Linked DNA regions of Homo sapiens: region 2 is linked to region 1. A link is a contact called in ENCODE Hi-C or POLR2A ChIA-PET data. All regions are on one chromosome and are shown on one strand. The core of a region is the stretch at or near the end of the contact, and the rest is flanking DNA. Distances in the headings are between cores, read along the strand shown. Region 1 holds the start of KIAA1614-AS1 (KIAA1614 antisense RNA 1). Region 2 has its middle 15 kb from the start of IER5.

Region 1 (3,944 bases), core at 708-3,207:
TGCTGACCTCGAAGGCCTAGGGCAGCCCTGCCTCACACACTGGAACATCAGAACCTTTTTTTTTTTTTTTTTTTTTTTTTTTTTGAGACAGTGTCTCACTCTGTTGCCCAGGCTTGGAGTGCAATGGCACAGTATCAGCTCACTGTAACCTCCGCTTCCTGGGCTCAAGTGATTCTCCTTCCCCAGCCTCCCAAGTAGCTGGGACTACAGGCGCCTGCCACTATGTCTAGCTAATTTTTGTATTTTTGGTAGAGACAGGGTTTCACTATGTTGGCCAGGCTGGTCTCGAACTCCTGACCTCATGTGATCCGCCCGACTCAGCCTCCCAAAGTGCTGGCCTGAGCCATAGTGCCTGGGCCATCAGAACCTTCTTACTGAGAGCTTATTAACCAGGAACCAGGCCTAGGCCAGGCAAGAGCCCCCGGACTTAAGAAAGACCCGCAGCCTCAAGGGGCCCCAGCCCAGGGGGAGGCACACACACATTACAGCGCCGGATGCAGGGTATGCTGCAAGAGGAGCTGCAGCCGGTGTAGCCTGTGGGTAGCCTGTGGACAGCCTGGGGCCGTGATTCGTGGTTGGCCGGGTAGTTGGCAAGGGCGCCAACCGGGCAGGTGAGCACAAGCAGGGCTTTGTAAAACGAGTAGGAAGCTACAGCAAGGGCCAAGTGGCTCAGGCACAGAAACGAAGCAGCCACATGCAAAGGTGTGGGTATTCCCGGTGTCTAACTTATGTCCCTCCCGCGGTTCACAGAAGGCCCCTGACACTGGGACTACACGGAGCAGAAAGTGGCACCCCTTTGCCTCAGGCACCTCAGTCTCCTCGGGGCTTGGGGGCATTTTCAGAAGCCACCCGCAGAACCAGCGTCCCGGGCGGCGGCTGGTTTTCCCCTCTTTCCCGGGGGCCCCCCTCTGTCGCTGCGGGGTGCAGCGGCGGCGAGAGATATCCGCAGCTGGCACCCGGTGTCCCGGGAGGGAGAATCGGGGTCTGTCGCGGGCCCTGCGACCAGGAGGCGACTGTGCCCTCAGCAGCTGCCCCGCGCCCGCCCCGCCCTCAGGCCACTAGAGGCAACCTCGCAGCGACTCCGGTGCCCCCCCAAGTCTCCCTGGCAGGGCGGGCTGTCCCCACCGGCCAGGGCAGGCAGCGGGCGGCCGCTTGCTCTGCACCCGCAGACTCCGCGCCAGCCGCGCCTTCCCGGCCACGCGGCCGCCCGCGGAGTGTTCCCGCCGCGCAGACAGGAGGCGTGGGGCCAGGCAGCACAGCCAACAGCCTCTGTCCGCGTCCTCCCGCGGGGCCTCGCGCGGGCGGGGGTGAGAGGGGAGCGGCCCGTTGCGCTGCCTGGGGGTCGCCAGGGCCTTCGTGCCAAGGCCGCTTCCGCGAGGCGGGGTGTGTCCAGCAGGGCACCGGCTGTTAGAGCCGCGGGGGCCTGCAGCCTGAGGGTGGAGGGAGGGCGGGCTCGCGGGAGTTTTGCAAACCCCGCCCCCAGCACACGCGCGCACGCGTACACGCACACACACTGCTGGGCTCACCCTGCCTTTGAGAAACGCACGGCTGGGGAGGCGGACGGGGCCTACTGGTGCACCGCACGGTCCCGGGCCTTGCTGAAAGGTGATGTGGAGGCGGCGCGCCGAGCCAGACTGGGAGGATGAGCTGGAGCTGGCCGGAGGGATGGGGAGGAAGTGGGGCGACCTATGGACCCTCATGTCCGTGGGGCGGGGGCGGGGTGTGCAGGAATGAGTACCTGGTGCATGAGTGTCCCCAGCTTTCAGGCGTGCTGGAAAAACCGCAGGCCGGCTCGAATTTTGGAAACCAGTGTTAACCAGGACTTCAAGGACCTGCCTTCGTTGGGCTGTCCCTCGCCTTGCCCTGCCAGCTACGCAAATGTTCCAGAGCTCTGTTGAGGTCATTAAATCACCCTGAATCCATACGGCAACACTGCGAGAGAGAGACTATTATACCAGGCTAACGCACGAGGAGTCCGAGGCTCAAAGGTTAATTCACAGATAGATCCAAGGTCTGGGAGCCAATCAAAAGCGGAGGCAGGATTTGAACCTGGCCCTCTGTGACTTCCAGCCAGCATCCTTCCACCCTCCTGGGTCCCTCTGCAGCTCACCTCCCTTGGAGGCCCTCGAGCAGCTCTGGAGGCCCTGCTTGGCCTGCCCGCCACTGACCTTCACCAGGACGCAGGGGCTCTCATTTTGGTTTTTCTTCTGGGAAGTGGGGCTGGAGAAGAGCAGGCAGATCCCTTTCCAGGGCAGTGTTTCCAAACTGCAGGCACAATTCACTCATGGGTTATAAAAGCAATTTTGTGGGTTGAGACCAACATTAAATTAAAATAAAAATTAGAGTGCTTTATACAAGCCAAGGGTAGGTTAGGTTTTGAGAAATGCTTCTGCAAGTGTGTACCGAGTTGTAATTTAAAGTGGGTTATGGCTCTGTTCTGCGGGGAGGCAGAAGAAACCCTCAGGGCTATGGCCTGGCCCCTGGGGTAGTGGGGAAGAGGCCTCCATCCTAGATGCCCAGGTGTCCTGGGCAGCTGTTTGTTTCCACCTCTTTTCCGGGTGTGCCAAGAAGAGGCCTATGACCCAGGAGAGGAGGGCAATGATGCGACTGTGGACTTCTTAGTCTTCCAAACTGCCTCTGGGCACAGGATTCTTGTGTGGGTATTATTGGCAGGAGCTTTGTTTGTTGGCTCCTGGATCCCACTAGCCCCAACTTCACCCATCCATGCACCCACCTACTCTCTCATGCTTTATGCATGTGCCTTGGCTGGAATGCCTTTTCCCTGTCCCCCCACAAACCCCGTGGCAGCCTTCAAAAATATTAGAGGTGTCTGTCTCTGGAAGCATTCCCGATACTGCATGCTGACTTCGGCTCCTCCCCTTAAATCCCATAGGATCTTGTACCAAGGGCTCTTTATTGTGACTCTTTAGGTAGAATTGCTTGTTTATCCTCCACTAAACTTACCTGGCAACAAGTGGACTTCCCTAGTTCATCTACCCAACCCATTTCCCACCCCAAGTCCCCAGACTAGTTCTGGAGCGACTCAAAAGGCCCTGCTGCACCTGCATGAACAGGCCTTCCCCTTTCTCCCTCCCTCCCCCACATATCCGCAGAGAAGTTTCCCTCTTTCCTACAAAGCCAGAGCACCTGCTTAGAAATGGCAAGAGCCTTCCTTGGCAAGAAGCTCTGCCCAGCGCTCTCTGGCTGTGGGTTGGCCAGGTCGGAGTGCTGGACCCTGAGGAAAGGGGCTGCGGGGACTGGCGCTGATATGTGCCCATGGAGCCAGGGCTTAACAGCTGCCCTGCCAGTCCTGGAGGGTATCCGGAGCTCTCCTGTGGCTGCCAGGCTGCCTGCCGGGCCTGCCTTTGTCTTGTCCTTCTGCAGTCTGGGCTCAGGCCCCTACTCACAGTGTGGAGCTGCCCTTAGGGTTCTGGCCCAGTGCCAGGCACTGGGGAGGGGCCTGTCCTGCCCTTAGGATACCCTCATCCCCAGGATGGATACAGCTTTGGTTGTGAAAAAAGGCCAGCGTGCAGGGCTACAATGGAAGCCCCAAGGCAGGAGGCCCCACTCTACCTAAGGAGCAGAAAGGCTCCCAGGAGAGCCAGCTCTAGGACCCCATGCCCCCCAAGACCCCAAGCTCACCAGCCTCCATCCAGCTCTGGTGTTAACTCAGGAACAAGGGGTGCTGGCAGCCATGGGAGTGGCATTCAGAGGCCACAATTTTCATTCTCATCCTGAGCTCCCCAGACTAAGTCTCCAGGCTTTTCTGGGTTTATACAGTAAGGGGTTTGGCTCATTTACTTTTTGCTTATTTCCAGCCAAATACACAAAAGCTCCAAAACATTTATCAGCAAGGCGGACCTGTGTGAAACCCTGAGCCAGTAGATCTCTTGAACCCTACAGTGGACTTGAAATGCGGTCAAGTCCAAGGCAACTGATATCCA
Region 2 (4,134 bases), core at 1,558-4,057, 150 kb after region 1:
CTTGAGAAGCTGGGTGGGAGGTGTGGGGAGGAGGGCTTGAGGGAAGGCAGGGAGTGGAATCAAATAATTTGAACCACTTCTCGGGTTACCGGGCTCTTCCCTGTCTTTCTGGTAATTGCTTGTTTACTCACTTCCTGGTTCTCAGAGGCTGTTGGACTCCTGCTGTTCTGGGAGTTGTGGGCTTACCTGACCCCCCTCCTCCCCACACCTTCTCCACTGTATAGAACCTACTGGGAAGGAACAAAGACCAGAGTTCAAGTCCTAATGAGGTCTCCAGTGAGGCAGAGATGATAGTCTTCATTTGGTACCAGGCAGAGAGATGCTGAAATCCCAGAACCAGCCCTTAAATTGGCTGTTGGCCTGGTACTCAGAATGAGTACCCCTGGGAGGTGGGCAAGCTTCTGGAACCTGGTTTCTGGGAGAGGGGCTCTAAGTGCAAGGGCCCTACTGGGCCTATTTTGTCCCTAACCTACAGTCCCTCCCCAAGAGAGCATCTGAGTGCTGTGATTTAATAAATAATAAAAGTCAGAGTAAGGATATATGATATACACAAATACGCATATTGTACCCATAAAGAAAACAGTAGACAAATAAATCCTCCTATCTGACTATAACTGGTAAGAGCTTGTACAAATGTTCCCAAAAGGAGACAGATATTAGCCCCTTCATTAGTTAAGGTCCTTATCTGCATTTCTATGGTGAGGGATGATCATGTATTCATTTAAGTATGACTCTGTGCCTCTGGAGACAGAGATTCTGCGAAAACATTGATTAGGGGTAGGACCTTGCTAGAAAAAGTCATAGGTGTGCAATTCATATCTTCTAATTAAAGCACATTATCACTTACTTACAAATGGTTAGGGCTTTAATAAACTAACCCCTTAGGAGACCCTAGCTAGGTCCAAAAACAAAGATAATTTTCTATAGAAGGGTCAACATAAAACTAATGGAAGAGTTTACTATTGCTTTTCCTTAGGCACATTAGGTCCTTAAGGACTCTTAGCCTTGATCTCTAAGTTCAGGTCTCCCCTTTGGCCAGGGCCCTAGGGAGGCCATGAGTCCTTGGGAAAGTGAAAGCAAAGCTGAATCTCCAATGGCATCTGGGACATCTCTGCCCCTTCCTTCTCTGTACTGTACCCTATCCTCAGCAGCACTTGTGGCTCCCCCAAAGCCATGTTTTCCCAGTCTTCCCCTGCCTGGGCCACCCTTCCCATTTACCTGCTGGGCCAATGAATCCTTGCAGACTTTTCTACTTGATGTAATGATTTGTTCACGTTTCTTTGCTTGACCAGACTGTACCCTCTCCACCTCTAAATCATATTCATCTCCTTATCCCTCGAATCTAGCCCAGAACCTGGCAGATGCTAGGGACTAGATGTTGTCTGGGGAGACTCTAGTTCTAGTTCAGTCATTCACAATCTGTGTGACTTTCAGCAGGCCTTTTAATCTTTTTGTTTCTTAGCTTCTTCATTTTAAAATAAATCTTGCCAATTCCAACTTACACGGTTACAAATTAAAAATGAGACAACTGTGGAAGTGCTGAACAAAACGCCAGGTGGTGGAGGTGGTAGGAGGGGCGCTTAGCTCCAAGCGAAGACATATTTGTCTTAGTCTGCTCTGGCTGCCATAACAAAATATCACAGAGTGGTTTAAGCAAAAAAATGTATTTCTCATAGTTCCGGAGCCTGGAAATCTGAGATCAGGGTGCCAGCATGGTCAGGTTCTGTTGAGGGCTTTGTTTCTGGCTTGCAGATGGCCGCCTTCTTGCTGTACCCTCACATGGCAGAGGAGAGAGCGAGCTCCTAAAGACCCTATTTCCAGATATAGTCACATTAGGGGTTAGAGCTTCAACACATATGAATTTTGGGGAAGCATATCCATTCCACAGCAATGCTGAAGGAGATTCATCAGCACATAGCCCTTCAGTCCTGTTCCCACCTCCTACAGCTTGCAAATCTGAAGCACCCCACCAACTCCGTATTGCAACTACAGTAATCATGACTTGTATACCAATTTATAGATGTTTCAATAACTAAAGCATTTGTATAACATATCCTATGGCTTACGAAGAATATTTCATACAGTCTAATCTCATTTTCACAACTATCATCTCACAGATGAGAAAAGCAAGGCCCCAATGGCCAGCCCAATCTTATTTCCAGGTCCTTTAACTGTATACCTTCAAACTCTTTAGGCCACACCAAAGTACTCGGTTGTAACCACTTCAAAGAAAACAGGGCTCTAAGAGCTGGTGAAGTCTAAACTCTTCAGTTCCTCCACTGTGACCACAGCTGACCGTCTTTACTTGTTCTATTCGCTCCCATATGAATCCTTTCTTTGTGCTCTAGAATTTTATGGAGTGGAAAATATATATGGAACGAGACAACATTCTTAGAGGAAAGGACTTTACAAATGCGAAGTATTAATATTTTGTTTGATATGGGCACTATTTTCAAAGGACCCTGCATACTTTCTGTGTTTCTTTGGGATGCCCTGCCCACCCAGGACAACTGAAGGAGCCGCTCTGGTTTTAATTGCAGCAATTCACCAGACAGTTTAGAACTTTCTACGTGCCAGGGCCTCTGTCCCCTGCAAAAGCTCACATTCCAAACAAGTCAGGTGTAGGCTCCGCTCCTAGAGAGGGACGGTGTGAACAGAGCTAACTGGGTCGGCCTCTCTCCTTCCGACCTCCTACTCCCCTCCCAACACCTCCTCGCCCAGAACGTCTCAATTCTGACCCAGACACCCTGGGAGGCCGAGAGGCTCCTTTTGGATCTGCAATACACCCTCCTCACCACAACCAACAGACAAAACGCGCGAGTGCCGTGCAAGGTGGAAACCCTTCCCTCCGGGGGGCGATCGCCCCAGTAGGGTGAAGCAGGCCTCTTTGTTCACGGGATGCCTCGCTAGCAAGCCGGCGGCGGGGGCGTTCCCTGGACCGTGAGACCCCGGCTCCCGAGGACGCCTCCCGTGCCGCCGCTTCCCTCAAGCCCAGTGCCGCCAGCGGCCAGAGCTCCGGATTCCTGCCGCCCCCAGCCCACCGGCAAGAGCTGGCTTCATTTTCCCAGTCCCCCTTTCATCTGGCCGCACAGGCAGAGCACCGTCCGCTAAGGTCTCCTCCCATCCCAGCAGGAAGGGCGGGGAGACCCGCGGAGGATTTAAAGGGGCGCGGAGGTCAGGAGGGCTGGGGGCGGCTCCGCGGAGAAAATGGGGCGCGCTCGTCCTCTCCCGCAGCCTCGGCCGCCGCGAAGCTTCCTCCCAGCTCCCGCCTTTCCGGGCCCGGCGGGCCGAGGGGGAAGGGAGGCTTCCTGCGCCGGCGCCCGCGGCTGCCCCAGTGAGGTCCCGCCCGAGAGCAGGCCCAGGCGGGGGCTGGGCGCGCGGCGCGGCGCTGCGGGCTGGAGGGCGGGGGCGGGGCCCGCCGCTTTTAGAGTCACCTCCCGCGCGCCGCGGCCGCCGTTGCCAGGGTGACCGGGGGAGCTCCGTTGTGGGGAGGCGGCCGCGGCGGGTACCGGTGGGCGGAGCTCAGCGGGCGGGGCGGGGCGGGGCGGGGGCGGGGGGAGCTTCCTCGTCGTCATGGGAACGGCGCAGTTATTTCCAGCCCCCGGGCCGTGCCAGTGGCGCGGTGCCAGGATGCGAGAGTATTGCAGGACAGCGGCAATCTGCTGCGACCTGGGACATAACAATGCGCCCCTTCTGCAGCGCTGGGCCCGCCGGCGAGAGGTCTCGCTGGTCTGAGGGGCTGGGGCCGCCCCCGCGCGTCGTGTCTCCTCTCGGCGCTCTTCGGCTCGGAGCCTGGCGGCTCAGCGCGCTCCCGGCTGCACGTGCTGCCCCCGCCGCCGCCCACGCCAGACAAAGCGGGGCCCTCCCGGGCGTGTTTCCTAGGCGCCCCCTTCCCTCGATGAACCCTTTGATTTCTTCCTTCTTCTCTCTCACTTCGTTCCAGCCCCCTCAACTGCCTCCTGGAGCGCCTTTTTTGTGTGCTCGCCATCTCACGTTTGGCCCTCTCTCCAAAGCTCTGCCTTCACGAACGCCTCCATTTGACCTTCCCCCTCCGCCACTCTCTGGTCTCCTTTGGTAGCTTTATCATTACATTTGATGGAAGGGCGACTCTCCCCTCTCCTATTTTCAGCTCCA

The links. Hi-C counts contacts between places; a loop is a spot of excess contacts on that map. ChIA-PET counts read pairs that join two places held with the same protein, here RNA polymerase II (POLR2A). Pooled maps may share reads with other maps.
Region 2: a loop to region 1 is called in a pooled map, with 5 times the contacts of the local background. The contact joins the enhancer-like site here to the promoter of KIAA1614-AS1 in region 1. A Hi-C loop is called at or near these places in 6 of 50 pooled maps. POLR2A ChIA-PET finds 5 or more read pairs at or near these places in 4 of 52 experiments (HEK293, K562, T-cell and 1 more).

What each region holds. Positions count from the first base shown.
Region 1 is chr1:180,952,930-180,956,873 of GRCh38, forward strand. It overlaps KIAA1614-AS1 (KIAA1614 antisense RNA 1), which reads right to left and starts at 1,958. Exons shown (of 2, transcript NR_145481.1): 1 at 1,739-1,958. RefSeq lists a silencer at 1,013-1,552 and an enhancer at 1,588-2,193.
Region 2 is chr1:181,101,969-181,106,102 of GRCh38, forward strand. No RefSeq gene overlaps it. Among named protein-coding and RNA genes, the nearest start is that of IER5, 15 kb to the left of the region's middle. RefSeq lists silencers at 2,972-3,031, 3,052-3,541, 3,802-3,851 and an enhancer at 3,385-4,134. Within about 2 kb of position 2,808, at least 29 of the 41 ENCODE cell types and tissues checked have a DNase peak (open chromatin) inside an H3K27ac peak, as active enhancers do.